2 separate regions of the Mus musculus genome follow, and region 2 is linked to region 1. A link is a contact called in ENCODE POLR2A ChIA-PET data. All regions are on one chromosome and are shown on one strand. The core of a region is the stretch at or near the end of the contact, and the rest is flanking DNA. Distances in the headings are between cores, read along the strand shown. Region 1 holds the start of Ube2i (ubiquitin-conjugating enzyme E2I). Region 2 holds the start of Rpusd1 (RNA pseudouridylate synthase domain containing 1).

Region 1 (3,389 bases), core at 372-2,871:
GTGGATGTGGTACGATTTGTGCAATTTAGGGGTGGAATCACATAGAACAGGACTTCAAGGTCAGTTGGAGGCCAGGCAGGGATAATGCATAGGACCCTAAACTAAAAAAACAAAGTAAAAAGATTACTGGGCCACTCAGAGCCACCGGCCACAAAATGAGAGCCCCCAGACAATCTGCTGATAACTTTGGTCCCAGATGGTACAATTCACAGGCCAACATCCCTAAGTGCCCAGGAGCCACCAGACTTGGAAGCTGTTTTGCAGGCTGGGATGGATCCAAACCAGATCTGTTGGGGGTACAGATCTAGTGTGTCAGGAACTTGTATCTAAGCCGACCTTGTCTACAACTCAGCCCCAATGAGAGACCAAGGTCCCTCAGGATCTGGTGCTCACTGTGATCTTAACTCTTAAACAGTACGGCTACGAACAGGAGGAATTAACAGGGTGAGCTCCAGGGAATGTTGGACAATTGTGGGCAAGGGGCATGGGACCTTAGTTCCTGTTTTGGGGCACCCAACAACCTCAAAAGGTAAGAGGAGAACGAAGGAAGGAGAGAGTGGTGAGTAGATGGACGGAGATACTGACAGATGAACACTGGAGTCCCTGGCAGCAATTGGACCCATAGTCCAAATTCCCAGGAAGCCCTTGTTGGCTGCAACTGGCCCCGAAAGGCCTCCAGCACGTGCCAAAAAAAAAGGAGCAGGCGCCAGAATGGCCACCAGGGGGCCAGCCGACGGTTCTAAGTACCCGTCCCGTCGGTGAGTCGGTGAGGAAGCATCCGAGCTGGGTTGCAGAGGACTGGCCGAGGAAACTGGACTAGGCCACGGCGTGACAAAAGCGTGTCCAGCGGGGCCAGCAGAAGCCGCACAGGGGTTTCAGGTGGAACTAAGGTGTGGGGTGCGGCACAGGGAAGAGGCCTGGGGCGCGCGCGCGGGGGGGGGGGTCCGCGGGTGCTGCCCCTCCCCCACGGCGCAGGCCCATTCCCCTCCCCCACTAGGGGGCTAACTCGTAGGTTAGGGAGCATCCACATTTCTCTCCCCGTCGGTTTTGCTTGCGTTTGGCCCTTTGTATGAGGCTAGTTCATTGGATAGTTTCGAGGTTCACCCCGCCCAAGTTCCTGAGCTGGCCAATTGCAGAAAGTGTCACAGCGCGCTAAGTTCCGGGGATCGTCACCGTACTGCGACGATTCCCAGGATGTTTAGGCCTCAGTGATCTTTGCTCCCGGGACTCGGGCCTTGAGCCCAAGGATACCTCCAGAGCCTGTGCCCGGGAAGGTGCCCTCTGAGCATCCGGATGACCCTTGGGAATCTATGCTTCTTTTTCCTCACACGACTCTCTGATGTGTCCTCGAGTGGACGCGCTCATCCCGAAGAGGAGTTTGCAGACGCTCCCTCGAGCCTAGGACGCGGCCCCTTTAAGAGTGCGGCCGTTCAGGGCACCGCCTGCTTGGACAGGCGCCCTGGGCTCGGGCTCCTTAGGCGGTCGCGGGCAACGAGGGCGCGGCAGCCGCGTGCGGGCTGCGGGAAGCTCGTGTTTAAGTAGACGCGTAGGCCACCGGACGGGAGGGACGGTAAGCTGAGCAGGCGTGTGGCGGGCAGCCCAGCTCAGGCCCCGCCCCGCCCGCTGGGGTCCTGCGCTCCGTGCTGCGCGCGGCGGGCGCGGAGGGAAGTCCCGAGACAAAGGAGCGCCGCCGCCTCTGCCGCCGCGACGGTCCGGGCCGCGGTCGCCCAGGTGAGCCGCCACCGGCCTGCGCACGCACTCCCATCTTCGCCCGGACTCGCCGCCGTTCCCAGTGAGCTTCCGGGAGGCGCCGAGCGGAGCCACGGCGGCCTCCTCTCGCTCGCGGCCTCCGAGTCTCGGCCTTCGGGGCACTAGGGCCCAGCCGCTGTGCCACGGGAGAATACAGGGTTGGGAGCACGGCCCACTGCCCCCCTACTCTTGGCGAACTGAGTTCCGCCGACCCCGCAACAGATAATCTGAGCTTCCCAGTAGCTCCCAGACGCGTTCTGGGCGGTGCTGGGCTCCGTAGTTAGGCGAGTGAGAGTGCGGAAGGCCGTGAGTACTGGGCCGTGTCGGGGCCTGTAAGCACCCGGAGTCACATCAGAAGGCTTCGTTCGTTACCGAGACGCTAGGCTTGTAGCTTGGGTTTTTGTGGGGGAGTCTTGTGTATATTCTCTGCCCCACCTTCCTTTATTCTTAAGGAACTGTTGTTTTAGTGGATGAGTTAGTTACCTGCCTGCATAGCAGAAAACGGGCGTCGAAGGGGAGTTTGTTTTCTTTCTAAAGGTATTCAGGCTGTGAGTGATCGCAGTCCTGCCCTCCTCTGGCTGTCTCTGCCACTGGAAACTTAACAAACAGCGTGGTATACTTACTGAAGGATCCTTAGGGCCTACAGTGTGCATTCGAGTAAAAGAGGCCGCTTCGCCCTATCCAAGCCAGCCGTAGTGCCTGGTACCCATGTTCCCTCTGCCGAGGTGGGCGGAGATAAGCAACCTTGCACAGGCTCTCTGACCGGTAAGTAGCTCTGAAGTAGGTGGTGTCGCCAGACAAATACTGTACACTGTAGGAAGCCTGGAGTCATAAGACCCATCCCTGTATGTCCTTCCTGTCTCTAGTAGTGGGGAGGGGAATGGTTTTTTGGTTTGGTTTGGTTTAGTTTGGTCATTGCATCACAAAACTTTTAGCTCGTGAAGTGACTGTTTGCCTGGGAAGGCAAGTTGTGTTTAAGTGGCTTTTGGAGTGCTTGCGGGAGCAGCAGCACTGCCCCCCAAGTTTCTGCCTAGATCATTGCCAGGGTGCTCCTAGGGTTCCTTTTCCTCGACCGTGGGGCAAAAGGCCTTTAAGAGTTCTGATAAGAGCCACCTCTCACTTCTCCCTGTTTTTGAGACAGGATCTCTTGTAGCCAAGGCTAACCTTGAACTCTTGGTGATTCCCTGGTTCTGTCTCCTTAACACTGAGTGTCCAGGCAAGAGCAGTTGAGCTAGCTTCTCGGTTCTTCTCACTTAGGATAGCTGCAGTTGGATGCTAGGACAGAGTTCTCTGGGCACACAACTTTATCCTGAAGTCAGTTACAGCTGTCCCAACAGCTTTGTGTGGCCCGGTGTCCAGGCTTCTTTCTCCAGAGCACTGGCCCCGGGCTCCAGAGAGAAACCTGTTAGGAAACCCTGCCCAGACTTGCTTGCCATCTTCTGCCATCTGATTGGCTGGATGAGGATAGCTGCTTCAGTGGAAGATGCTAGAGAAAGAGATTGGGCAGGCCTGTGCGTTGAGAAGTTGAAAAGAGGGACACATTGGAAGTGAAGCCCTATGCTCCAGTCACTCTTAGATGAGCGCCACCTGGGTCGTAAATTGCCTAAGAGATGACTATTAGGGCAGGTTGGGGTTTTGTG
Region 2 (3,711 bases), core at 829-3,328, 450 kb before region 1:
CAGAGAGCGCCTTCGTAGTTAAAAGATAGGTATGAACTTCTGATCTTCCTGCCTCTATCTCTAGGGTGCTACAAATGCTACCACACCTGCTTACCCAGTCTTCTTTTTTAAAGGATGGATCCCTTGCTAGTCGGTCATGGCACACGCCTGCCTTTAGTCCCTCTGGAGAGACAGAGGCAGAGGCAGGCAGAGTTCGAGGCCAGCCTGGTCTATAGAGTGAGTTCCAAGGCAGTCAAAGCTTCACAGAGAGAAAAGAAAGAAAGAAAAAAAGAAAGAAAGAAAAGTACGGTTCTCTTCTGATTAGCTGCTTTGCAGATCTGTGCTACTGCGAAGGAAGGGCAGGGCAGGGTGGGGCAGGCCCTTGGTATGGGATTCATTATATTTCTTGCTACAAATCAGACATTGGGACTCAGGTCAAGAGATTGGTCGGGGTGGGCCGTGAGGGCACAGTCAGGGAGACCCTTGATCTAGCCAGAGAGATCAGCTTGACAGCCAGGGTACATGCAAACACCAGCAAAGATCTTGCTATCGGCTCTGCCCGCACACCTAGTATAGACCCAGGCAGGCCACAATGCCTATACCTCGGGGTCCTTTCTTATATGATGAACTCCTGCCCTGGACATACCTGTAAGTGGCTTTAGCAGCACTTTGGACACAGGGTCACCAGCATATAGGCCGTGTTCCAGGACCAGCAGCTCTGTGAGGCTTGGCTTTGGGTTCTCACAACCTAGATGAAAACTAAAGTGTAAGGGCCCACTGGGCCAGCCCTAGAGCCTGAGCCAACTCCAATTTCCACCTGTCTGGCCGTTCCCATTCACGCAGGCTTTGGAGACATGCCCATGGCCCCCACAACAAACCACTATTACCATGAGTGCCCTCGATGCACATGGTATGCGTCCGCCCCTCCGTGCTATTCCTGCCAATGGCATAGTTGATCGTCACTTGGCTTTCCTGGACATGGCCTCGGACCTGTCGAGCAAGGACATCACATGCAGCTCACTGGGCCACACTGTCATCTCTGAGAGGAATGTGGCTGAGCTCTAGATAGGCACATAAGCCTGGCACGGAGCTTCAGTTGAGAGGCCTGCTGGAGTAGGCTGTGAGCCTTGGGTCTCCACACAGCATCCCAGGAACTGGCCAGGACTTACCAGTGCCAGGTAGGCTTTGGTGACTCGCCGTTCCTTGAAGCATTTATAAGCACTGCCCGCAGCTGCCTTATTCAGGGCTACGCACAGTGCCCCACTGGTGGAGAAGTCCAGCTGGTGGCAGAACCTGGGAACGGGCAGAAGAGCAGCAGTGGCTGGACCCTGTGGTGCTCTGGTTAGCACCTTTGTGGCAGAGTCCAGTGTCCCAGCATCCTTTGGAAGGATGCTGCAGTGGGGCTCTCCATGTTGGCTGTGTACCTGAACCCATAGCAGGTGTCAGGGTCAGCCAGCTCTGGGAAGTGGTGTCGGAGCTGCTTCTGTAGGGTCAGGGTCTCCCGCCAGGTCTTGCTATCAATGCGCAGGTCCCAGTGCTTGTTCACCACCAGGAAGTCGCTGCTCTGGTACACGATGGACAGATTTTCCATGCTGCCAGGCTCCATGGTGGGGCTGCACGCAGGTGGGAGTGAGCCTGGGGTAGGAGGGTGCCTGACCTGGTCTTCAAGTACTGTACACACTTACTGGGGCCAGAACCTGCTGGAACCCTTTATGTCTTCCACAAGGGCCCATGCCAGGGGTGTCAGCTCCGGAATGGGAGTCTGGCCAAGGTCAGGTGATTCTGACTTGCCATGGACTCAGGGTTAGGGAGCTCTCCCTGACTTGAAGTGGAATAAACAGCCTGGTTGTCCAGCTCACGCCTACACACTTCACGCTAGGTTATTGCCCAGGACCACCCAGGACTTCAAGCGCTCCCTAACTTGCCTCCCACCAGCCTGTGACCACAGGCAGACCCTTTAGGACTTACCTGCAACAGGGCCAAGGGACCAGGATGTCAATTCTCAGCTCTGCATCCAACCTCGCTTCCCTATACTAGGAACCAGGTCTTGGCCTGGCTGGCGCGCAGCTCCGCCTTTTCACCCTGCCCATTCCACTTTCCTAATGGATGGTCGTACTGGCCAATGGCATTCCGGGCCTGGAGCTCCGCCCACTGAAGAATGGTAAGGCCCTACCCGAATAGTCTGCGCACGCGCTTTTTTAGTCCCACCTATTTCCCCGCCTCCCCCACGGATTACTTACTGTACAGGCCAATAGAAAGCGTTCTTGATCCTCCACTCCAACCATTGAACTATTATTCCTCTCCTCCCGCCCTCTGGGAGTAAGACCCGCCCTTCCCCGCTGGCCAATGGCGGGCGCCTCTGGGAACGTCGGCTGTTGATTGGCGGTATTGGAGGCTCTCGGGGCGGGGTAGCGCGCGGTGGCGGCGGCGCGGGAAGTTCTGAGGGACTCTGAGCTGTGGGAGTTGTGGTCTGGCTCCATGGAAGACTACGAGGAAGATCTGTATGGTGTGGAGGATGATTTCCAAAACCAGTTCGCAGCTGAGCTCGAAGTGCTGGCTGAGCTGGAAGGTGGGCGCGGGTCCTGGGTCGTGGCTGCATCCTGCTGCAGCATGGAGAGCTGTGTGGATGGGATTGGTAACGGCTGGGAGTTCGCTTCTTAATGTGTGTTGCTGCTATCAACCTCTGTCTCAGCAGGAACACGGGACCAGGCTCCTCCTGGGACCCTCCAAACTCCAGCGAGCCGCCCTCCGCTAACCTTCGAAGAGGCCATCGCTGGTGGGGACACTGTCCCGCGTCCCTGCCCTGCAGGGTCGCCAGGAAATGTCAACCGCAATACTAGAAAGAATGTTCGTAGGGACCAGCCCGCGCCCTCCAGTATGTCCGATTGGGGACTGAGCACTTAAAGTCGGGGAATTCTGAGGATCAGTTTTCTATTCTTTCACCTCTTTCTGCCTCTGTCTCTGCAGGCCCCATGGTCAAACGACCCAGGTTGGACGTGGTGAAGAAGCTGAACTTTGAGCCAGATATGGAGGAGCTCTTATATCCAGATTCCCCTCCTGGGGACATTACCCCTCCACCGAGTCCAGAGGTCTTCCCTGAGATGTTGGATGCTGGGTGTGTTGCTTAAGGGCATGTAATTCTGACTTGGAAAGCTGCCTGTCCCTGCATGAGGCTCTGGAAGTGGATGTCTATGGGACGGCAAGAGGAGTGAGTGTGGGTCAAGCACCCCATTTGAGAGTGACAGGGAGCTGCTTGTCTCTCCTAGGTATTCAGATGCTAATGCTGACAAAGACCTCATGCAGACATTGCCAAGTCCCCGAAATCGCAATCCTGTCCTGAGACGGCCTCCTATCTTAGAAGATTATATCAATGTGACATCCACAAGTGGAGAACGGGCCTTTTTGGTGCTTCGGGCTGACCTCATAGGCCCTGGGGTGCAGGTGTGTGGCCATAGCATGGGGTTTGCCATGGTATTGGTTCTTTTATGTTGCCAATAGGCTCTCAGCAGGTTCTGAGGCCAGTTTCACCTATCTGAATTGCTAGAAACAGGCACGCCAGGTAGTCCAGTGTTGGAAACAGCAGTGCTACTTTTGAGGCTACGTGGCCTTAGAGTGCCGCCTTGTACCCCATATATTAGCTTTCTGTTTTTCTTTTCCTCTTCACCTTAAAGCTGACTTCCCTTGGACCAGGCCCATCTGAGGGCCATATCCATCCCCTCTCTAATTAGGAAA

What was found. ChIA-PET counts read pairs that join two places held with the same protein, here RNA polymerase II (POLR2A).
Region 2: POLR2A ChIA-PET joins it to region 1 with 14 read pairs in embryonic stem cell. The contact joins the promoter of Rpusd1 here to the promoter of Ube2i in region 1. POLR2A ChIA-PET finds 5 or more read pairs at or near these places in 2 of 5 experiments (Patski and embryonic stem cell).

What each region holds. Positions count from the first base shown.
Region 1 is chr17:25,271,663-25,275,051 of GRCm38, reverse strand. Ube2i (ubiquitin-conjugating enzyme E2I) reads left to right here and starts at 1,621. Exons shown (of 7, transcript NM_001177610.1): 1 at 1,621-1,731. Gm17801 (predicted gene, 17801) reads right to left here and starts at 928. Exons shown (of 1, transcript NR_027452.1): 1 at 1-928.
Region 2 is chr17:25,726,084-25,729,794 of GRCm38, reverse strand. Rpusd1 (RNA pseudouridylate synthase domain containing 1) reads right to left here and starts at 2,078. Exons shown (of 6, transcript NM_028009.4): 1 at 1,948-2,078; 2 at 1,404-1,592; 3 at 1,149-1,272; 4 at 867-969; 5 at 626-727. The coding sequence starts at 1,585. Chtf18 (CTF18, chromosome transmission fidelity factor 18) reads left to right here and starts at 2,380. Exons shown (of 22, transcript NM_145409.2): 1 at 2,380-2,548; 2 at 2,675-2,854; 3 at 2,947-3,094; 4 at 3,246-3,420. The coding sequence starts at 2,458.